3 separate regions of the Homo sapiens genome follow, and all the other regions are linked to region 3. A link is a loop called in an ENCODE intact Hi-C map of the cell type or tissue named here. Cell type or tissue: ascending aorta. All regions are shown on one strand.

Evidence for each region. Hi-C counts contacts between places; a loop is a spot of excess contacts. Peaks named below come from ENCODE experiments on the same cell type or tissue, not always from the same donor. Only the 100,000 strongest peaks of a DNase experiment are listed, where the experiment ranks them.
Region 1: it touches region 3 in a loop (1.9-fold over the local background); 8 of 110 quality-filtered maps call a loop at or near these places.
Region 2: it touches region 3 in a loop (4-fold over the local background); 28 of 110 quality-filtered maps call a loop at or near these places.

What each region holds. Positions count from the first base shown.
Region 1 is chr16:84,579,099-84,587,098 of GRCh38, forward strand. All of the region lies in intron 3 of COTL1 (coactosin like F-actin binding protein 1), which reads right to left. Among named protein-coding and RNA genes, the nearest start is that of COTL1, 35 kb to the right of the region's middle. RefSeq lists enhancers at 4,600-5,105, 7,090-7,139. In ascending aorta, no CTCF peak of the experiment used is centred here; a DNase peak (open chromatin) is centred at 4,048; H3K4me3 peaks cover 99 bases; H3K27ac peaks cover 2,453 bases.
Region 2 is chr16:84,598,363-84,606,362 of GRCh38, forward strand. All of the region lies in intron 2 of COTL1 (coactosin like F-actin binding protein 1), which reads right to left. Among named protein-coding and RNA genes, the nearest start is that of COTL1, 16 kb to the right of the region's middle. RefSeq lists enhancers at 1-174, 917-1,738, 1,846-1,995, 4,947-5,066, 5,077-5,641 and 1 more and silencers at 1,412-1,611, 4,761-5,055. In ascending aorta, no CTCF peak of the experiment used is centred here; DNase peaks (open chromatin) are centred at 1,546 and 4,959; H3K4me3 peaks cover 1,862 bases; H3K27ac peaks cover 4,266 bases.
Region 3 is chr16:84,527,782-84,535,781 of GRCh38, forward strand. No RefSeq gene overlaps it. Among named protein-coding and RNA genes, the nearest start is that of MEAK7, 27 kb to the left of the region's middle. RefSeq lists silencers at 3,646-3,859, 4,142-4,436 and enhancers at 3,973-4,650, 4,651-5,329, 5,330-6,006. In ascending aorta, no CTCF peak of the experiment used is centred here; a DNase peak (open chromatin) is centred at 4,710; H3K4me3 peaks cover 37 bases; H3K27ac peaks cover 2,496 bases.

The sequences.
Region 1 (8,000 bases), 51 kb after region 3:
GCACACACACCACCATACAGAGGTGTGCACACACACAAAATGGGTATCACAGACTTACATATGTTGTACTACATCCACTTACAAAATAATATTTGGCCATTACAATAATAGAAACAGGCCGGGCATGGTGGCTCATGCCTGTAATCCCAGCACTTTGGGAGGCCCAGGCAGGTGGATCACCTGAGGTCAGGAGTTCGCGACCAGTCTGGCCAACATGGCATCTCTATTAAAAATACCAAATTAGCTGGGTGTGTTGGCATACACCTGTAGTCCCAGCTTCTTGGGAGGCTGAGGCAGGAGAATCACTTGAACCACGAGGCAGAGGTTGCTGTGAGCCGAGATCGTGCCACTGCACTCCAAGCCTCGGTGACAAGATCAAAATGCCATCTCAAAAACAAATTATAAAAACAAAAAGCATTTAGGAAATGTCAAGAGAAAGGACACAGGCTATATCTCTGCTCTGCTAAAGGCTGTGGCAAGGGCTCCACGGGAAGGGGCAGACCCCTCTGTGTGAGGTGGGGGGTAGTGGCTGATCACTTAGCTCCTGCATTTTGTCGGAACCCTTTCGGCAAACCACAGCGACTTAGAATAAAACCACCACGGGGCGAAGACTAAGCGTGTGTGCTTGTTTCATAAGGGAATCTCACGAGGCAAGATGTCCGAGAATAAAGAATGACAAGAGGTGGACAAAAGTATGCAGTGGTCCAGGGAAGAGGAAGAGAAGAGGGGGAGGAAAGACACTCATACACAGGGGCAAGATGTAGAGTGCAGTGAGCCTTCGGCCTTTCATGAAGGCTGGGAAACATGCACTTCACACACAAAGAGCTCTCCAGATTCATTTCTTCAGGTTAAGACCTGTACACGTTCGAATGCTGCATCCTCACGGCACAGCGACTGTATACCGTGCTAGCGACTGTGTCGGGAATCACTGCACCACAGCGTCCGGAGGCCAGCTGCTGGCAGGTGCCTGGGGCAGGTACCAGGCTAGGGCAGGCTGGCCAAGGGCTGGCACTGGTCTGGAGTTTGGTGGAGGGCAGCCAGGTCACAGCCCGCTGGGCAGAATTCTTTGCTTATTCAGGTGGCTTTATTTACATGCCAGGCCCAAACCTAGGGTGCAGGGATCTCCTTCTTTCTCCTAGGAGACTGTTTTTCCCTCTAAGACTTGTTTTTGAGACAAGGTCTTGCTCTGTCGCCCACACTGGAGTGCCACTGCATCCTCACAGTGGTGTGATCATAGCTCACTGCATCCTTGACCTCCTGGGCTCAGCCTCCCGAGTAGCTTGGACTACAGGTACATAACACCATGCTCGGCTAATTTTTTCATATATTTTTTGTAGCAGCAGGGTCTCACTATATTGCCCAGGCTGGTCTGGAACTCCTGGGCTCAAGCAATCCTCCCACTTCAGCTCCCCTAAGGGCTCTTAACCTCTTTAGTAAAAGATCAACAAAGCAGATGCATCGCTTTTGAGTTTCAGATCTTCCCAGGGCTCCTCACTGCCCTCCCATTATAAAAGCCCCACATTTAAAGTGGCCTCCAGTCCCCCACCATCTGGCTTCCACCTGAACACTCACCTTGGCTCAAGAACTAGTCCTCCCTAAGCCTCAGTTTCCTCATCTGTATATTGGGGTCAGTACAGCCCCCGGCTCATGGATGAATAAGCCTGGCCCTCCATATACGATACCTGATCCCACCATTCACAGGCTGCATGGGAGCTTTTTATTTTTCAATTGTGCAATTTGTGTTTTAAAAATATATGACATGAGGCCAGGCATGGTGGCTCACGCCTGTAATGCCAGCACTTTGGGAGGCTGAGGCGGGCAGATCACCTGAGGTCAGTCTGAGACCAGCCTGGCCAACATGGTGAAACCCCATCTCTACTAAAAATACAAAAATTAGGCTGGGCATGGTGGCAGGTGCCTGTGGTCCCAGCTACTTGAGAGGCTGAGGCAGGAGAATCGCCTGAACCCAGGAGACGGAGGCTGCAGTGAGCCAAGATGTCGCCACTGCACTCCAGCCTAGGCAACAGAGTGAGATTCCATCTAAAAACAAACAAACAAACAAATAAATATATGTATGTATGTATGTATGTATGACATGAGCAACAAGAAGTGCCCCCGGCCTGAGCCCAGGCCCAGGTGAAATGCATCAGGCCAAAAAGGCCCTTCTGGTTATGCAAATACCGTCCTTCCATGAACCACTGGCTTAAGGAAGTGTAAACACGCCACATAGAAATAAACAGCTGAAACCCTTTGAAGGCAGCGAACAGTCTGTGGATGGTCCGCAGAGTGCTAAGTGGTAACTCATGCTTTGCAAGGGGGAGCAGCAGCCTCGTAAATCTCATCCCATGGAGGGTTGTAGGTTCTCCCGGCTGCCCCAGTCAGCTCTCACTCCTGCTTTCTCTAATTTTTTGTTGTTGTTGTTGAGATGGAGTATCACTCTGTCACCGAGGCTGCAGTGCAGGTGGCACAATCTCGGCTCACTCCAACCTCTTCCTCCTGGGTTCAAGCGATTCTCCTGCCGCAGCCTCCGGAGTAGCTGGGATTACAGGCGTGTGCCACTATGCCCAGCCTAATTTTTGTATTTTTAGTAGAGATGAGAGTTCCCCATGTTGGCCTGGCTGGTCTCGAACTCCTGACCTCAGGTGATCTACCCGCCTTGGCCTCCCAAAGTGCTAGGATTACAGGCATGAGCCACTGCGCTCAGCCTCCTGCTTTCTATTGAAACAGAAGCAGAGATTTGGAAATTTCAACCTAGCCCCAAGTCCCCTGAGTGTAATTAGCTTCCACAATTTAATTTAATGCAGAGAACAGTTACTGAGCATTTATAAGCTTCTGTCCTGGTAATACACAAAGAGCCTACATGAGCAGATACATTTCTTCTTTTTTTTTTTTTTTTTTTTTTTTTGAGATGGAGTCTTGCTCTGTTGCCCAGGCTGGAGTGCAGTGGTGCAATCTCTCGGCTCACTGCAACCTCTGCCTCCTGGGTTCAAGCAATTCTCGTGCCTCAGCCTCCTGAGTAGCTGGTAGCTGGGATTACAGGCACATGCCACCATATCCAGCTAATTTTTGTATTTTTAGTAGAGACGGGGTTTTACTATGTTGGCCAGGTTGGTCGCGAACTCCTGACCTCAAGTGATCCACCCACCTCGGCCTCCCAAAGTGCTGGGATTACAGGCATGAGCCACTGCGCCCAGCCCATTTCTTAATTTTTAAAAATTATGTTAAAACAGAGATGCAGTCTCACAATGTTGCCCAGGCTGGTTTCAGGCTCCTGAGCTCAAGCAATCCACCTGCTCCAGCCTCAAAAAGTACTAGGATTACAGGCATAAGCCATGGCGCCCGGCCTCATTTCTTCATTTCTTAGCCCTTGTTATGTGCTAGCACACAGTAATCTTCCAGCACTAGGAGTACAATCACAAAGCAGCCATGGCTTCTGCCTTTTAGGAGATTATTTCCTTGTTAGTTACTTAATTATAATTCCTTAATTATAATACTATCTAGACCATAGTAGATACAGATATAGGCACAATTAATTCTGATTGAGGCTGGTAGGAGAATGGGGTAAGAAATCCGGGTTTTGAAGGATGAATAGTTCACCAGGCATCAAAATGGAGAAGCCCTTTTCACACCTACTGCTTTTCTTTAATCATTCCAACCACTCTGTGAAATTTTACATTCTCTTTTTCCTAAGTGAAAACACAGAAATTCTAGTGATAAATACCTGCCCAAAGTCCTACACCTGTGAGCTGATGGCGCCAGAATATCAACTTGAGTCTCACTCCCCTACACGCCGTAACTTTCTCCATTTCACACAGCAGCACTTTTTTAAAGTAAGCACAGAGCAAAAAAGTTCACGTTCCAGTTTAAAGCTTCCACCATCAAGGAAGATCGAGAATCAGGAAATTTAAAAACTAATTTCATGTGCAACACGAGTCTACAAAAGGAGCATCCAGCCCTGCTTGCGGCCTTCGAACCTCTTCCCTGGTGCCAGAAGCCTTGGGAAATGTGCAGTGTGGTGAAGTGGCCGTGTCGGGGCTCTGAGCCCACAGCCTGGATTCCAGGCATAGCTTTGCCATGTCCAAGCACCCGGACCTTGAGCAAGTTACTCAGCTTCTTCGGATCCCAAGCTCCTCATCTATAAAACAGGGCAAGTGGCAGACCTGGCCTCGTGAAGGACAAATGATTTAATACACGGAAAGTCCTTCACAGAGTGTCAGGCACATAGTAGGGCCACAATAAAACTATTGTTATTCATATTATTGCCACATTGGTACCCAAAAGAGGCCCTCAGAGGGGAGGGGTGGCTAAATCTGGTCCCAGAAATGAAGCCGATCCTGCCCCTGGGGTTTATTTTTATTTATTTATTTACTTATTTTTGAGACAGGGTTTTCCTCTGTCACCCAGGCTGGAATGCAATGACACGAGCACAGCTCATGCAGCCTCCAACTCCTGGGCTCAAGCGATCCTCCCACCTCAGACTCCTGAGTAGCTGGGACAACAGGCATGCGACACCATGCCCCAGCTAATTTTTTTTTGTTTTTAGTAGAGACGAGGTCCCACTATGTTGACCAGGCTGGTCTCCAACTCCTGGGCTCAAGCAATCCTCCTGCCTTGGTCTCCCAAAATGTTGGGATTACAGGTGTGCGCCACTAAGCCTGGTTAGTCCTGGGGCTCAGAAGCTATCAGAATAGACTCCAATTGGCTAGTTCACACCATCCCTGGCACGTCCATCCTTCCCACCTCCACTTCTCCTTGGAGGCAGCAGCCTCTGTTGTCCTCTGTTCCTGAAAGCTGAGCTGCATGCCTTCTGGATTCCTGGCTCCGTGAACGTTCATATTATGTTAAAGAATCAATAAAAGGATCAGGTGAATGAACCCATCCTGCAAGACAAGCATGATGCAGCACTGACCAAGCATGGCTCTAAATCAAGAGAGCCTGGCCCTGGCACATCGCAGGTCACTACCAGCGGTCACTGCATTGTCCCCACAATCCTGCAGAGACACGAGAACGATAGGAGCGAGGTTCTGTCCTGGGCACCAGCCGGGTACTTCTGTGTGGCAGACAACAGCTGTGGCCAGCCAGCCGTGCGTGCTGTGCGTTCAGCGCATTCCCCGGACTGGAGTCTGGGCATCGCAATCGCCCTGCCCAGCTTGCCTGGCAGCCCCTGCTGCCCCGTGGCCTTGCTGGCATTTGTCTTGTTTTGTCTTGTTTTCCCCCAGCCACAGACGCCTCTCAGTTTCTCAGGCTCTGAATACAGATTAAAGAGGATCAGAGTTGAACTTCACTCCTAATTCTTCCAGGCTCTAGCCCCAGCTCTATCACTCATTAACTGTGAGTTTAGGGCAGGTCCTAGCACTGCTGTGGGCCTCAGTTTCCCCATATGCTGATGCACCTGTGTGCCGGCCACAGGTGAAGTATGAGCTTTTTGAGGTCAGCGCTGGCAAGTGTGGGTGAGGCCAGACCCTTCCTGTGTGGCTGACGGCTGGCAATATCCGTGAACAACAAGATTCACGCCCTGTGTCCTGGAGCTGAGCATCTGTATCTAGCATCTCCTAAGGAAATAATCTACAGTGTAGAAACATTTCTTGCGTGAACTGTGCATCACGGTGTTGTCTAAACAGAAAACTGGAAATAACAGCTACTACTTCCGGGTCCCAGAAATTAAGACATTGTTCTAAGCACTTTCCCTATATTTGCTCATTTAATCCCCACCACAACCCTACAAGGCAGGCACTATATTGCCCTTACTTTATACATCAGGTGACTGAGCCCAGAGAGGGTAAGCCATGTGCCCAAGGCCACACAGTAAGTGATGGAGCTGAAATTTGAACCCACGCCATCTGGCTCCAAAGTCCACCGTACTACACCTTCCCCCTTGGCAAAGTAAAATAAGGTTCATTTAAAGGTAAAATGCCTTCATAAACAAATTACTCCATTAAAACAAAAGAAAAGAAAAATTTCCAGAATACGCCAAAATAGAATATGACACAGCAAGTCAACTCATCCCATTCTTCATTTTACAAATGAGGACACTGAGGCCCAGGGAGGGAGAGACTTGCCCATGGTCAGGCAGGTGGTTAGTGACATACAGATCCCTCCACTAAAATTAGCTGGGTGTGGTGACACACACCTGTAATCCCCAGCTTCTCGAGAGGCTGAAGCACCAGAATTGCTTAAGCATGGGAGGCAGAGGCTGCAGTGAGCTGAGATTGTGCCACTGTACTCCAGACTGGGTGACAGAGTGAGATTGTCTCCAAAAAAAAAAAAAAAAATCGCCCCCCTGGATTCAAGTTCCTCCACATCAATGACCGTGCAATTAATTTACACCCTCCACGTTTCACACAAAGCACAAGAATGCATGTGCATTACTTTATTACTGTCAAAAAGTCAAGGGTTTATTAATACAGTAATCTTAAACTAAAAGCCAATCTACTTCTTCTTCATATGGAAATGATGGCAAAAAGTGCAGCTGGGGAAGTGACCTGGTCCCCAAGACATGGCACCCGGAATGGGCCCATCTGGAAGGTCCCTTAGAGAACATCCGCTCTGAATCCCCGTGAAGCAGAGGGGAAGTTGATAGGCATGCCAGTCTCTGCATGGTTTTAGCGGCCGTGGAAAGACAGCATTATACCAGCAGAATGGACCCTTTGTCACCTAAATGGCTATATTTGCAACTGCAGTATAAATGTAAGGTCTTGTAGCAGCTTCAGATAATTAACATTCGTAAGTGGAGAGGTGGAAAATGCAAATGATAATGGTCAAAATATGAGCCTGCACCTGTAGTTCAGGCCAGTATTCCAGCTCCCCCACTGCAATGCACATCTGCGCTTCTTCATTCACCAGCATCCCTTTCTCTAACAACTGGGATCACGCTGGAGCTGCCAATCATGAAACCCCGCCTCCCTGCCCAAAGGCGTGTGCACGTGACCCAAGCTGGGCCAATCAGGGTCCTCTTAAGAGATTGACGGACACTGAGGAAAGAGGCCTCTCTCTTCTGGGATCCTGACCCAGAGGGACCACCATAGCATGGACCGTTTCTTTGGCTGTGCAGAGGCTGCCTGACGCCAACCCCAGAGAAAAACAGAACTGAGAGATGAGATGAAAATACTGCATGAGCCCTCGATCTAGCCACACCTAAAGCCGAAACCCCTGCACTTCCCACTACCAAGAGCCAAGCAATTCCTCTTTGTGCTTCAACTTACTTGAGCTTGCAAACGTAAGAATTATCACCACTACTCCCACCTAAAGGTTCCCAGCAGGGAATTAATTTCCTCCAATCCCCCTCAGTCACCGGCGCACCTACCCAAACTGAAAAGAGTTCTAGAGAGGAAAGAAACTCTGCAGACTGCCTTAGTGGGTATGAGGTTTCCTTTGGGGGTGATGAGAAAGTTCTGGAACTAGACAGCAGTGATGGCTACACAACATTGGAACTCTGTTTAATGTAGCTGAATTGTACTTTAAAATGGCTACAATGGTAAACTTTATGTTATTGTATTTTACAATTTTTTATTATTTATTTAATTTATTTTAGACAGAGTCTTGCTGCAATCTCGGCTCAGTCTCCTGAGTTGATCTCCTGGGTTCAAGCAATTCTCCTGCCTCAGCCTCCCGAGTAGCTGGGACTACAGGCCACGTGCCACCATGCCTGGCTACTTTTTTGGTATTTTTAGTAGAGACGGGGTTTGTGTTGGCATGTTCGCCAGGCTGGTCTCGAACTCCTGACCTCAGGTGACCGGCTGCCTTGGTCTCCCAAGGTGCTAGGATTACAGGCATGAGCCACCACGCCTGGCCTGTATTTTACCACAGTTTTTTAAATAGGAAGACAAAAGAGAATTGCAAGATCTGCAATGTGGTGCCCCGTGTACACATCCTGGCGAGCCCCCTCCCTCTGCTCCCTTTCCTCCCGGCGACGTCCAGGAGTGGGCCAAGCACGGCGGGCGGAATTCAGCAGGAGACCTTTGGCCACAGAACAGGACTTCTTTTTCATTTTCCATCCTGCT
Region 2 (8,000 bases), 71 kb after region 3:
AGGTAGGTAAAGGGAGCCTCAGTCCAATGCCCAGGTCATCTCTTCAAGGTTCTCTGCCTTCATTTACTAAGTAAGTTCATCTGTGTCAACAAATCAGCATCCTAACGTTCTCAGGATACCGCCTGGCGCAGAGCTGTGAACTCAGCAGCCGGCCCTGGTGGCTGTTACATGCTCTTTTCTCTGGCCTTTCCCTCTCCTGGCTCTCCTCTGACCTTTCCCCTGGGTCCTGGAGGTGCCTTTACGCCTCTCCCACCTCCTCCCCATCTGTGCCTCCTCCTCCCCTTCTCCCCCCCAACCCCCCCCACCAACCCCGACCTCTCTGGAAGAGAGAGGGATGGGGCAGGGAAAGGCCAGAGGGGGTAAAGGAGAGACAGTGGGGGTGGGAAGGACCACACAAGGAGACCAAGCAGGAGACCAAGCGGGAGAACCAAGTGGGGGCGGCGGGGACCAAGCGGCAGGGGTGGGGGGGAGCAAGCAGGGGGGGTCCAAGCGGGGTCGGGGGTGATCAGGCTGGAGCTGCTGGGCAGTCAAAGGGATGGGGATGTGGGAGAAAACCCAGTGACAACAGAAACAGAGGATGACCACAAAGGGGCTAGGGAGGGGGGTAAAGGCAAGAATTACCTGTAATCACCAAAGCCACCAGGATGAGCCGCTCTAATAACTCCCCAAAAGTTACAAACGGCATATGGTCCCCACTAAGCTCTGAAGGCTTGCCCCTCCCCCCCTTCCCCCTCCCACCCAAACTTGAAATCTCAGGCTCAGGTCAGCACTGAGGAAGAGATTCTGACCAGGCACCCAGTGTTCTCACCAGGGCGGCCCCCACCCAGGATCCACATTGACTGGGGGCCTCTGCCTTTTCCCCAAAGAGATTCTAGTCTCCTCTGCGTATCGCCAAAGCCAGTCCTGGCTGGAGGACCAAACCCCCGAGGAAGGAGGATCTGCTATGGGTCGAGCACTGTGTAACTTTCTTAACACTTTTGCAAATGTTTTGAACAACCTTTTTTCATTACAAAAACACATACTAGGTGTAGAATAATGAGAAACACAAAAAAGCAAAATGAAGAAATTAAGGATCCCCCACCACCCTAGAAACTTTTTAGCGTAAGTCCTTTGGATCTTTTCAGCTACTTTCACATCTGTCTGGGTCTTGTTATGGCCCCAGCACTGATCACCATGCCAGGCATGTCATAGGCACCTTATACGTTATCTGTGGGCCAATGGAAAGAAAAAAGAATCATTTCAGAATTTCCACCCAACACTGAACTTTAGAGCAAGGCCAAAGAAAGGGGGAAGGGGAGGACAGGAGGAAGTTGCCCCAGAGAGCGGCAAGATTGCAGCTCACTCTAAAGCTGCCCTAACTTTACAGAGACTCCGGAGAGGTTATGCAAACACGGCTCAGGAAGGGAAAAAACAACCCACACACCAAAAAGCTGAGCTGTCAGCTTCCACCGAGGGAGCTCCCTGGAGCGAGGATGAAAGGAAATGGGAAAGAATTCTTACATCCTGCTGCCCAGAGCAAGGGGACAGCTGGGCAGTCGCCATGGCAGCGGCTGGCTTCTAGCAGGCTGCTAAGGGGAGAGAGGGCAAGGCTGGGGAAGGAGAAATGTCTTCTTGCCACCAAAGAGGAAGGAGGGCTCAGTGGCCGCCCACGTCTGTAAGAGGGAGGGGGCCTGAGGCTGGGGCTGGAAGGGGCCAGGTTCGTTGCTGAAGTTGAAGGGAGAGCTCTCATTACTAAGAGGCCTGATATCACTATACCACTTGCTGTCTTTTTTCAGAGTGACTTTCGTAACTCCCTGCAGTTGACAAAAACAAAACCAAACCAAAAACACCCTCCTGTCCTGCTCAAAAAACTTTGCAAAAGTATTAAAAAGTGTAAAAACTGAAACCCATTACTCTGTTTATTTCTAAACTCCTTTTGGTTTATTCCTTATAGGGCATGAATAAAGGCTCTTTTTTTTTTTTTTTTTTGAGACGAAATCTCGCTCTGTTGTCCAGCCTGCAGTGCCGTGGCACGATCTCAGCTTACTGCAACCTCCGCCTCCTGGGTTCAAGCGATTCTCCTGCCTCAGCCTCCTGAATAGCAGGGATTACAGGCACCTGCCACCATGCTCGGCTAATTTTTGTAGTTTTAGTACAGACGGGCTTTCACCGTGTTGGCCAGGCTGATCTCGAACCCCTGACCTCAGGTGAACTGCCCGCCTCAGTCTCCCAAAGAGCCAGGATTACAGGCGCGAGCCACTGCGCCCGGCCAAGGCTCTGTTTCTTTATGTGATCCGCATTGTGTGGGTATCTGCGTGTAGGCACATTGTTTCTGCATTGGAGCTCACACTGTAAATGCGGTTTGATATCCCACGCAGGAGACTCCTCAAATGATCCCCGATTCATTGCATTTTCACTAGGTGTGAATGACCCAGCTTTCCTAGCTTGACAGAGAACATAAGAAAATGAAGTACAGGATGGCCAGAGGAAAAGAAAGATGATTACTTCGGCAGAACCTCCAGGGTATAAGCTGATCTGGATACCCAAATTAAACCGAGAGCTAAAGGTTTTCCCCCTATGACAAAGCACTAGCACTTTCTTTCATGATAATTCTCTACTTCCTTAAATGGGAGTTAGTGTGTTAGACCTGACTCCACCCTCTGACTTAGAGAAGAGTGGCTGTAAAGCAGTCCCTGGAGGCTCTGAGGACCTTATTACAGTATCTATAGCATCTATAAGGAGACGCTGCGCCACTGAGGGGTTCAGCGTCTGGCTCCCAATCACTGAACAGCCCTGGCACACACTGCTTTATACTCTTGTGTCTGCTTTTCACTGTTGTGCTGCCTCTTCCATCGCTGTGGGTTGGTTATTTGACAAACACTTACTGACAATCTGTGATACAGGGATTTTGCTGAAAATGCAATCCCTACCTTCAAAAAATATACAGTCTACCATAGCAAACAAAAATGTAGTGTGTGAATACCATGAAATTACTGCTATGGCAAAGAGTTGTGACTGGCAGTTACAGGAGCATCAAGGAAAGAAGGAAATCCGCTCTGCCTGGGCAGCTGTGACCAGGACTGGCTTTGCAGAGGAGGTGATGTTTGATTAGGGTCTTTTTCTTTTATCCCCCCGAGACGGAGTCTTGCTCTGTCACCCAGGCTGGAGTGCAGGGGCACAATCTCGGCTCATGCAACCTCCGCCTCCCGGGTTCAAGCAGTTCTCCTGCCTCAGCCTCCCGAGTAGCTGGGATTACTGGCACGCTCCACCACACCCAGCTAATTTTTGTATTTTAATATAGACCAGGTTTCACCATGTTGGCCAGGCTGGTCTCGAACTCTTGACCTCGTGATCCCCCCATCCTGGCCTCCCAAAGTGCTGGGACTACAGGCATAAGCCACCGCACCCATCCTGATCAGGGTCTTGAAGGATGACTCAGAGTTCCTCCAGAGAACAGGGTAAGGACAAAGAGGGTTCTTGTTGACAATTTGAGAGGGAGATTGTGACAGAACTCCAGACAAAGCAACAGCCTCTGCTGGCAAGTTCAAAACGCCTTCCTCCACCAGCCCTTCTCTCTTTTTCCGACTCACCACAAGCCAGAAGGGCATATGATGCAGCTGATGATAACTGTGTGCAAACTAAGAGCTTAAAGGCTCAGAATGAGCTACAGGCCTCCTTCAGCTTGCTCAGCCCTACTCCAGGAGGGAAGGAATCTCGTTCCCTAGCACATCCAAAGCACCCAGACGATGCCCCACATGTACTCAATACATACTTCCCGAATAAATGAAGGGCATCTACATGGCATCTTTGACTTCTCAGAGGCTTTTCAGTTCCAAATTTGCAGCTGCGTTTCAGTTCAATGGGGGTGGGGGGGGTGCCATTTTATAAGAGTAAAACCAAGCAGATGGGCACAGCAGCTCACACCTGTAATCCCAACACTTTGGGAGGCCGAGGCAGGAGGATTGCTTGAGCCCAGGAGGTTGAGGCTGCAGTGAACTATGATCGCACCACTGCACTCCAGCCTGGGCCACAGTGAGACTCTGTCTCAAAAAACTTTTTTTCTTTTAATTAAAAAAAAAAAAGAATAAAACCAATTCTTTGTCAGGATTTTTAAAGTGTGACTTCCACCCCCAGAGAGCAGGAATGAATAGACAGGCAGGAACGAATGGATATGGACAGACATAACAACTGATTTGTTTTGACAAATTTGTGGTTTAATAAAAGCACATGTGGCCAGACGCAGTGGCTCATGCCTGTAATCCCAGCACTTTGGGAGGCCAAGGCGAGCAGATCACTTGAGCTCAGGAATTCGAGACCAGCCTGGCCAACCCGGCAAAACCCTGTCTCTACTAAAAATACAAAAATTAGCCATTCATGGTGGTGCACACCTGTAATCCCAGCTACTCGGGAGGCTGACGTAGGAGAATTGCTTGAGTCCAGGAGGCAGAGGTTGCAGTAAGCTGAGATCATGCCACTGCACTCCAGCCTGGGCGACAGAGACTTCATCTCAAAAAAAAAAAAAAGTGCATGGAAAGGGAAGGCCAAAAAGGCAGTGTTGCTGGAGTCAGCGATGCCAGAGTCAGTGATGCCTGCGTAACAAGGAAGCTGCTTCTCCACCTTTCACATGCACCAAGAACGGTAGCCCAGAGGGACGCAGCTGGCTTGAAACCTCAGCGGCATGAGAGCCTGGAGACCAGGGTTCAGGTCCTGGCTCTGCCCCTTTCCTCCCATGTAACAATGGCCCAGCGACTTCCCCTCTCTGCCCCCCAGTTCCCCGGAGGCCTCTCCATCTCTGCCTGGGAGCCCCTGGTTGGTGGGGGCAGACTCGCAGCCAGTTTTCCTTCCCCGTGGACTTTAACAACACTCCAGCCCGCAAGCCTGCGCACACCAGCCCCCACGGGGACAGCTGACTCACTTTACTCTTCTACGGATTCACTTATTCATTACCCCATGCAACATCCGAGGCAGAACCTCCCCTCTTCCCAAAGGACTGAGGCAACGAAGTGTGACTCAGCCAGGGCTCTGCGCCAGGCTCTGAGTGAACACACTGGAAACCCGGCCGTGGGTACAACACGGCGTCACAGCTCTGCCGTAAACACAGGGGGACCCACTGAGAGCCCAGGGGACCAGCAAGCCTCCCCCTGGAGGTCTCCTCATCGGTGACACAGCACGTTGATCCTCATCAGCCAGCTGAGGGGGTGATGCCCTGGGAATCGGGCCTGGCACACAGGAAGTGTTGGGAAGCGCTAGGTGAGGATGATAAGGACAAGGCGGCCTTGGGACCAACGGTGACAATGGCAACAGACTATGAAGCGAATGGAGGCAGTGGGGGAGCCGGGAGTTCAGAGGGGAGAGGCAGGGCTGTGCTCAGGGAAAAGGGCTGCTCAGGGCCTGTGGGGTTGGCGCATCATGCCTGGGGACCCAGAAGAAGTGGCAGAATAAGACCCTGCCCAGCTGGGAATGAGCCACAGAAAGGGCCAAGGCAAAGTTCTAGGAGGACATGAAACAAAAGTGATCAGAATAAAATGCGCACTGCTCCAGGAAAACCCAGAGGCCTCACATGGCTCCCGGGGCCACTGCACCCTGGGCCCTGCCAGCTACCCACCTCCCCCCACTTTCTACCCGCCACTCCCCACCCACCTCCCTCCCTGATGGCCCCCACCCCATGCTCCCCACTCCCTACTACCCCCGCAACTCCCCTCTCCCTCCCGCTGCCCCACCACGGCCCAACCCCATACTCCCCAACCGCCTTCTCACCCATGCTCCCCTCCCACTCCCCACCCATGCTCCCTGCTCCACAGCCCTCACCCCATGGCCCCCACCTACACTACCCCCTACTCCCCAACCCCTGCGCTCCCCATCCACACTCACCGGCCATAGCCCTCATGCCACGGTCCCCACCCCCTGCTCCCCACCCCACACTCACCCTCCACAGCCCTCACCCCCTGCTCTCCACCCTCACTCCCCACCCACGCTCCCCTCCCACGGCCCCCACCCCATGGCCCTACTAGGTTCCTGTCCTCCTGCCCACCCAGGAGCCTCATCCTCCTTTTTTCTTTATGCTTTTTCATCCTAAGATATTATTTACACAGCATGAACTGCACCCTGTGAAAGTGGACATTTCAGTGGGTTTCGGTCCATTCACAAGGTTGTGCATGGTGATGCACCCCACTGAGCTCTCCCAGCACGAGTGCCCAGCAGACCGTGAGTGCTCAGTTTATATGTGTTGGGGGGATGAGTGACCAAAGTCACCCAGGAAGAGAGTGTGGTGTTCCCAAGAATGGGCCACACAGCAGCCAGGTTTGGCCAAATCCAGAGAGCTGCAGGGTGGACACAGCCCTCTCTCTGTCCCTCTGTTAGGCAGGGGCCCAGAGGGGGCTGTGGCTGTAGGGGTCACACAGGGGCCGCCAGGAGCCTGGCTCTTTGCATCTCAAGCCAGGTTCTTTTCACCCCTCCCCCAGCTCCAGCTGACCCCTGGCCCGCCTGAAGCAGCAGCAGCTTTTATTTGCAAGCCATGAACAATACACTCCATTTTATAAGCAGCGTAGAATTCTAGCCAGAAACGGGGAGAAAAGTGCTTCCGGGTCAGAGCAGACCTCCAAAGGCGAGCCCTGCAGGCAAAAGTAGGGAAATCGGGATTTCCTGGGAAAGTCTCTCCAGGGCAGGAGGGAACACTCGGGTTCAGGAATTAAGGAGCATTGCTCCCCAGACACACGCACAGGCTTTCTGTGTCAACAACAATGGCAGAAATGGCCTCTAAACAACAGTGGCCTCTAAACACTTCCCACGGCCCCCCATGGCCTGGGCCTGGGCCTTAGGTCTGCCCCACGGTGTTCCACAGAAGAGCCTCCCGTGGTCTTCCCTTCTTGTTTCACAAAGATTTTACATTGCAAGCTGGGGTGCAGGGGGTGTCAGGAGTGGGGGCGAGAAGCACACACGCCAGGTAAGAATTGCAGCCTGGCCTGCGTACTGCCTCGGCTGTGAAATGGGATAACAACAGGGCCCGCGATGCTGGGTCACTGGGCATATTAAATGAAATCACAAGTGACTGCGGCAGGCAAAACAACGGCCCCTAAGACATCTATGTCCTAAACCCCAAAACTGTGAATATGTCCCTCACATGGCAAAAGGGCTTTGAGGGTGTGGTTAAGGTAAGGATCCTGAGATGGGAGATTCTCCTGGGTTATCTGGGTGACACCCACGTGATCACTGCAGTCCTTAAATGGGGAAGGGTGGGGAAGAGGGCCAGAACCAGAGAGCTGGCATCATGAGGACTCGACCTGCCAGTACTGGCTTTGAAGACAGAGGAAGTGGCCACAAGCCAAAGAATGCAGGCAGTCTCTGGAAGCACAAGAAGGCAAGAAAATGGATTCTCCCCTGGAGCCTCCAGGAGAAAGCAGCCCTGTCCACACCTGGATTTTAGTCCTGTGAGGCTCATGTCAGACTTTTGACTTGCAGAACTATAAGATGATGCATTTATGTTGTTTTAATTCACCAAGTTTGTGGTCATTTGTTACAGTGGCCATAGGAAAGTAACACAATGACCCTGGCTAATGCCTGGCCTAATAAAGGTCCACTGTTAACCATTGTTGTTATCAACTTATTTATTTATTGCTCGCAAGGAAGCTTACCTAAGTACCTAGAAGACAAAGTAAGAATAAGTGCATGAAGAAAAGCGTGATGACCATAAACTAAGTACAGAACTAAAAACAAGATCTATGGCAGGTTAATTTCAAAATGCACTCATGAAATAAAATATTAAATGCTGACGTGCCATGCCTGCCTTCAAAAACCAGCCTCTGGGGACCTGCCACTGCTGAGGCCACTGAGCTGAATCAGAAAAGTCACAGGCACTTGCTTAAGTGGGAGAGGAAGGTGGCGATGCCTGGGCTCTGGAGTAAGAGGCCTGGGGCCAGAGCAGTCACATGGCCAGTGGTAGCGGCCGGGAGCCTTGTGGGCCACTGGGCTGTTACTTTGGAGGAGGGGACGGCGGGCCCTCCTGTGTGAGCTTAGCTCTCAGA
Region 3 (8,000 bases):
TCTAAGGCCTTTACCAGCAGTGACTTATGTCATCATCTCCACAATTTGATGAAGCAAGCTCAGGTATTATGCAAATATTATATATGAGGAAATCAAGGCACAGAAAGGTGGTCTGACTTGCTCGAAATCACACAGGAGGGGAGGAGCTGGGGGCTCACACCTCGGATCTAACTCCAGAATTGATGTCCTCAGCCACTGCCCTAGATCACAGAGAACAGAAAGGAGACACCAAGAAAAGAGAAGTGGGTTGGGCTGATGCCCAAGGTCACTCACTGAATCACATGACAGAGCAGAAATCCTGAAGGCCTGTGCGTGGGGCAGCTCGTTGTAAAGTGCTCCCCATCAGCCAGAGGCAGCAGAGCGTGGGGACAAAGAGCTGGGGCCAAGGAGCCACGCTCTGCACATCCACTGGCTGTGTGACCTGAGCCAGCTATCTAACTAGCCTCACTCTCCCCATCTGTAAGATGTGGGTGGGTGACACCTGCTTCAGACTTTGGGCACCTAACGAACAAGAGCTCCTAGGACAGTGCCCGCTCTTCCTAAGGGTGCAACAGGGCATCTCTCATAGGCCTGTCTTTCTGCCCAGTTCCATACACCTGCCAGACCACCCCCACCTGACCCCTCTTTGAAAGCTGGAGTGAATTTGCAGGGATGCTGCACCGCCTGCAGAAGCTGCCAAGCTCACTTAGCGCCATCCATATATGGGCCACAGGGGGCTTGTGATTTCTGCCTATGGCTTTTATAAAGGTCATAAAGGGGTCACAACTGTTTCTGTGGGTTACTTCTCTCACTTGGACACCCAAACCCTCGATGTTCATGACTTCAAAGAGGGAACTAGTGTTTCAGCTCCTCCCGTGCTGAAACCGTGAGTGTGAAGACTTAGGAGCTAGAGACAGAAGGTGCCTATGGAGAGCGTGTCTCATTTCTTCATTTTCTTTCTTTTCTTTTTTTTTTTTTTTTTTCTTGAGACAGGGTCTCACTCTGTCACCCAGGTTGGAGTGCAGTGGCCCGATCTCAGCTCAATGCAACCTCCACCTCCCGGGTTCAAGTGATTCTCCTGCCTCAGCCTCCCGAGTAGCTGGGATTACAGGCATGCACCACCGCACCTGGCTAATTTTTGTAGTTTTAGTAGAGATGGGGTTTTGCCATGTTGGCTACTCCTAGGCTCAAGTGATTCCCGCGCCTTGGCCTCCCAAAGTGCTGGGATTACAGGCATGACAGCCACCGCACCTGGCTGTCATTTCTTTATTTTCTCATTCACTCATCCAACAAATCTTTCTGGAGCACCTACTCCTTGCTGGGCACCAGGCTAAGCACTGCCAAAGTGTGGTGATGGACACGGTTTCTGCCACTCTAAAGGGAAGATACCAGCAAACCCCATATTATGCACATAATCCCTTAGTCACAAGTGCTGAGGAGAAAAACACCACAGGGCCCACAGGGTATATAACAGCTGGATGGCAACCACTCAGGGAGAAGAGGGGCTTCCTGAGGAGGTGAAAGACCAGCTGAGACCTAGGAGATGGAGAGGAAAAGATGGATGAGGGGAGAGAATGGACATCAGTCCAGGCTATAGGGAGGCCTGGGGAAGGAGAAAGAGCCATGTGGAGAGTCTAAAGGAAGCAGGTGTTCGTTGGAGAAGAGCAAGCCAGGACAGATGTGGGCAAGACCAGCTCAGGAGGGGCCTGTAGGACCGCGTTCTCAGAGCAATGGGAGGGGCTCACAGGTTTCAGCAGTAAGTGTCATGCTGAGCTATGCATTGTAGGAACGTCACTTTGGCTGCTGTATGGGAATAGATGGAAAGAGTGGAACCCAGTGAGGAGGTGTAGGATGGCAGGGGCTTTGACTAGAGGGCTGGAAGTGGAAGGGAGCTGGACTCGGTGCCATCAAGATGCCTCCTGGGTTTCTGGAATGTACATCTGGGAATGTAGCGGGGTCCTTCATTGAGACAGTGACAGGAACGGGTTGTTGTTTTGCAGCTCCCTGTCTACTCAGTTGTTTCTCCACCAGAGTCATCAGATGCAGCCAAAGCTGCATCAAGTAGCATCTTCAAAGCCTCTGCACTGTATGTAAACCATCAAAATGTGGAGACAGTTGCTATGCTTGAGCAGAGTGCTGGTGATTTGGGACTGATCCACCACTACATTACAGAGGGCCTGGAGGTCTTGTTATTTGCAAAGCAGAACTCCAGCTTGAACTCTTGACACTTTTAACAGAACCACTGTATCTTTAGCTCTTGGCATCTGAGTTTCCTTTCCCAAAACTTCTTTCCTGATCAGCAGGGTTATTACAAGTGGCGGTGACGTGCAGTACCTTGATGATGTTTGCCATAAGCCTGTGGGAAAGGGCCTATTATTTGCTCTACTTTGCAGTGACAGAAACCAAGGCTCAGAGATGATAATGTCTGGCCCAAGACCATGTGTCTAGTAAGTAGCAGATCTGGGATTCCAGGACATGCCAACTACTTCCTGTGTGCCCTTCCCCACCCATTCTCGATCTTTCTCTTCTCTGCTCTCCAGCCCGGAAAGCTGATCTCTAGGATCTCGTCCCTTAGGCTCCCTTGGATTTGGCCAGTGGGAGGCACTAGCAGGAGCTCAGAGGCTGGCAGGAGACAGAGGCCAGGGCACCCGTCACCCTCCCCTCAGCGCCACTCACACTGGGTTTGCTTTCAGCAGTGGCTCCATTCTTCTGCTATGGTCTTGGCTCCTGTCTGTAAACCTCATCCCATGCTGCGTCGCTGGCTCGCAAACTCCCTGACACCATTCTCTCCTCTCACACCTGCTGCAGCTTGCTGGGTGCTCTGGCATCCTGTTCTGGTCCCTCTGACCTGCCCATCCTCTCTGAAGAGACTCTTCAATCCTCTGGGTGTGTCACCCTTCCCTGATGGCATACGCCCATCAGACGGTCATCAGCCACTGAGAAACCTTGAGCCACACAAGAGAAAGAGTACGGGCTTTGGAGCCAGACAGTCCTGGGTTTCCTCATTGAGCCTCGGTTTCCTCATCTATGCAATGGGCACAGTAAGAGTTGCCTACCTTCTTGTCTTTCAAAGTGTGGTCACAGACCAGGAGCATTAGCATCACCCTCCAGCTTGACAGAAATGCAGGTGGGGCTGAGTGGCATGGCTCACACTTGTAGTCCCAGCACTTAGTTAGAGAGGCTGAGGCAGGACAAGTGCTTGAGCCCGGGAGTTTGAGACCAGCCTGGGCAACATAATGAGACCCTGTCTCTATAAAACATTTAAAAATTAGCCAGGCAGGGAGAAAAAAAAAGGAAATCCTGACTCTCAGCCCCCAACCTGGGACCTGCTAAATCAGAGTCTACATTTTAATGAAATCTCTAAGGAATTCATGTGTACATTAATTTTTGAAAAGGCCAACCCCACCTGAAAAGACTTCCGATTTGGATTAAATAAAATTTAAAGTTCCTGGTACATTTTGATTTTGATAAAGGTTAATTTTCTTTCCCCACCCTTCCTTTCTGCCCCCACCATAATGTAGAAACTATTTTTTTTGAGACAGGGTCTTACTCTGTCGCCCAGGCTGGAGTACAGTGGCACGATCATAGCTCACCACAGCCTCAACCTCCTGGGCTCAAGCGATCCTCCCACCTGAGGCTCCTGAGTAGTTGGGACCACAGGCGCATGCCACCATACCCAGCTAATTTTCCTATTTTCTGTAGAGACGGGATCTCGCTATGTTGCCCAGGCTGGACTTTAACTCCTGGTCTCAAGCGATCCTCCCACTTCAGCCTCCCAAAGTGCTGGGATTACAGGTGTGAGCCACACCCAGCTGGAAGGTAGAAACTTTACCCTCCTCCTGATGTGCCCTCCTAATAAACCCTGAGGAGCCGGTAGCTGCCTGAGTGCCTGCACTTGACATGCATGATTGCATTTCATCTCACAGTGCCCCTCAAAGTAGAAATGATGGGCACCATGCGACAGATGAGGAAACAGATGCTCAGAGATCTTGCCCAAGATATCTGTGGCCAATACACAAGTCAGATGCATGGCTTGTCCCAGTTCACTGTGGTGGAGGCAGGTCTGGAAACCAAGTCTGTCTGACAGCACAGCCCTTGTTCTCACCAGTACGTTCTGCTCCCTTTGTCATGAAGCCTGCTGCAGTTTGGGATCGGAGTTGGTTCACTGCGTTTCTAAGCATCATGCCTGCTCATGCACTCATTCATTTGCTCATCCATTCACTCCTTCCAAAGGCTGAGAGACGTGGTATCCTTCCCAGGTGAACAAGTCCCCGGCGCCACCCACACCTCCGCCCCCAGGTCAGTCTTGACACTCCAGATGAACGCACCCTCCAAGCAGACAAGCCAGAACCTGAACAAAGGAACCCAAAAATGTTACCAACTTGCAAACTGATTGCAACTTGAAAATGTATTGCAGCTTGACATTTATTGAAAATGACTGCAATCTTGGCTGCTGGGTTTGCATTTTTGGCAAAATGTCCCTTTAGTCCCCTCTGCTTGCTGAAATCCCTCCATTCTGATTCTCTCATTCACAAGCTCAGCCAGGGCACTCACTGGGAGGGTGAATGTTAACACAAGCAGTGACCTTTCCAGAAAAGAATGACCATTCGCCTCCGCATTCCCGAGAGGAATTCCCCAGGAGCAGCCGAGGAACTTGGTACCATTTCTAAAAGCACATTCTTGGCTGCTTAACATCTCATGTCCATATTTGGGAGTTCTTGTGTCTTGTTGCATTCATGTGCGGTTCCCTTTCAGGGCAAGGCCTCAGCTCCAGGCTATCTGGGTCGTTTCCTGCCTGCGGCCCAGTAGGAAGAGAGTTAGTGGTGGCTTCTGACAATCTCCATAGGAGGGATGTTAGAGCCAAGGCCAGGGCAGGAAGGAAGCTGCCAGCTAAGCGGCTACTGGAAACTCCCGCTGAGGATGCGGCACCAGGAACACAACCTTATGACTGTCAGAACATCATAGCTGCACATTCATTTGGCAAAATTTAGAAGCGTGTTTATTTTTTTTCCTTATGAAAGTAACATAACCACCTTCCAGAAGAGAGAAGCAAGAAACCTCACACAGATTATGCTGGGAGTCCCGAAGACCACCCTCACATTCATAGATTTGCTAAAAGAATTCATATGGGCTTCGGCATATTCAGGTAGCTGTATGTGTGGCTAAGATTTATTTACAACAGTGCAGTAAGGATACACAATCAGCTCAAAAGGCGAAACCGTAGAGTTGGAGTCTGCAGGAGTCCATTATGAGGCTCTCTCACGCCCTCCCCTCCCCAAGAAGGGTTGCACAGAGCACATTCCGTCCCCATCAACAAAAATGCAGCTGTGTGTCTGCAAGGCTTCTGTCCAAGGAAGCCCATCAGAGACTCAGCACCCCAGAGTTTTTCTAAGGGCTGGTCAGTTGGCACCTTCTTCTTAGCAGGTACCAAATTCCCAGCTCCCGAAGGGAAGCACGTGTTTAGCACGAACCACATTGTTTGTGGTCTAAGCACAGTGAACCACTTTTATCATTTAGGAAACAGCTCAAGTGCCAAGTTCCCAGACACCAGCCAAGAGTCAACCTAGCAAGCAGGTCTTCCGAAAGATAGCAGTCTCAAGCCTGCTATACTAACTTCTGTCTGCACAACCACATATATGCAGCTGGAATACGGCCACCCCTAGCAGTTCTGTGAATCGCCCTCCTTTCTTTCCTTTTTTTAACCTGTGACTATTTATACATCTTAATTATAATCTTGTCACATGAAGTGAAGCAACACAGAATTATACAATTTTATATTTTTTTTCACTTGATATCATAATTTTTTTTTTGAGACAGAGTCTCACTCTGTTGCCCAGGCTGTAGTGCAGTGGTGTAATCTTGGCTGACTACAACCTCTGCCTCCCAGGTTCAAGTGATCCTCCTGCCTCCACCTCCCAAGTAGCTGGGACTACAGGTGCGTGCCACCACGCCTGGCTAATTTTTTTTTATTTTTAGTAGAGATGTGGTTTTGCCATGTTGGCCAGGCTGGTCTCCAACTGACCTCAAGTGAACTGCCCACCTCAGCCTCCCAAAGAGCTGGGATTACAGATGTGAGCCACTGCACCCAGCCTCATAACATAACTTTTAGTGGCTGAAATCATGCACGCATCCCACCAGTATTTACTAAATGAGTGATGTTCTCTTCAGTAGATGTTCTGTGATTTATTACAGTGCATGGTTGTCTCTTTGATGTTCACTCTTTATGCACCTATTGTGCAAGCCTGAAAAACTAGGTGAGCTCTGGTCACTAAAGAGCCAGGGGAAACAGCATTATTTCAGGTATGATTAACAAACAAGCCTGATGTGAGCCCCAGCCAGGACTCTAGAATGGATTATTCAATGGAGGACCTGGAAAGCGGGAAACACTTGGAAAAGAAATCATTCATGTTCATGACGAAGTCACATGAATTAATAATAATATTAGTAATTTCCATCACTACATGCCAGGCAACTTTATCGAATGATTTCCAGATCATTAAAGATCAAATTATCTCCCTATGCCTCATAGCCATCTTGGGGGGATAAAGAAATATTATTATTCTCATTTTCCAGCTGAGGAAAAGGGAAGCTCAGACAGGTTAAGTGACTTTCCCAAGGCTACAGAGCCCATAAGTGGAGATGCTGTGACTCAGATCTAGACCCATTCACAACCTAAGCCTGATCTCCATGACACTAAGAGCACCATGCCAACCTATTTCCAACAGGCTACAAAAGGCTGTCAACCAGGAAAAGGCAACAGACACAGTGAACCTGGATGTCAGATGGCTGGCAAGGTCTCTCATTATTTCCTTGACATTTAATCCAGTTAGGTGGGTTCCAAATTGTTGCAAGACAGCCCTGAATGGGAACCTACTGATTCATGGGCAGGACTGATGGCCACCCAAGGGGGTGACATGTCACAGGGCTATGGGCTCAGCATGTCCTGGCCAACAGTCTAATGAGCGATCTGGAAAGAGGCAGAGAGGCAGGCTATCTCTGATACGCCCATGCCCCATCAGCCCTCAGCATGGTGCCTAGATGCAATGTGCTCCTGACCTGGGCAGACACAGCCAGCTAAGAGAGCCCCCTGTATGGTCACCGCTGACTGATCCCCTTCCACTCGGAGCCCCAGCAACTCGGATGCTGCACACAGAACGGTTTTATCCAATCCAAAATCATCTTCTTCTTTCTCCTTCTCCCCCTCCTCGCCCTCCTTTTCCCCCCATTCCTCCTCCTCCTCTCCCCATTCCTCCTCCTTCTCCCACTCCTCCCCTCCTGCTCCTATTCCTTCTCCCCTTACTCCTCTTCCTTCTCCCACTCCTCCTCCCTCCCCTTCTTCCTCCTTCTCCCCCAACTTCTCTTCCTTCTCTCACTCCTCCCCCCTCCCCCTACTCCCTCCTCCTTCTCCCACTCCTCCCCCTCCCCCTCTTTCCCCTCCTCTTCCTCCTTCTCCTTCTTCTTCTCCTTCTTCTTTTCTTTTCTTCTTCTTTCTAACCTAAGAGTTTATAAAGAATTGGAGGGCGGTATTTGAAACCACCATGGAGAATGAGTACGGTATTCAGTTAATTCCAGTTAATTAAACATAATATAGCCAAAGCTGCAAGTGTTTGGACACATTAGCAAGAAATGTCAGGGTCCTGCCTGGCCCCTCTCACTGCATTGCTGATACATTTGGTGAAGAGAAAGGCCTATGTCTCTTTGTCCTGATCTGATCTGGACTCCTCCTCATCATCCCGCCTGTGTTAGTGCCTTTTGGATTCTTGGACTGTACCATCTGCCCTACGAACAGCCCTCCCTGGGCCTTGGGCCCCGTCTGCTCTTGGGCCAGTAGCATGGAGTTTAAAGGCGTTTGCTCCCATCCCCCCAAAGGCTCTCTGTTGACCACCTGCCCCAGGAATGCCTTTTCTTTCATGTTGTTTAGTCATGCCGAACTTTCTCTGTCCTCTGAAGTTTTACTGCCTATAGCTGCCCCTTTGATGTAATTCTAGGCAAGATTTCTAAATGCTGATATAGGAGTTAAG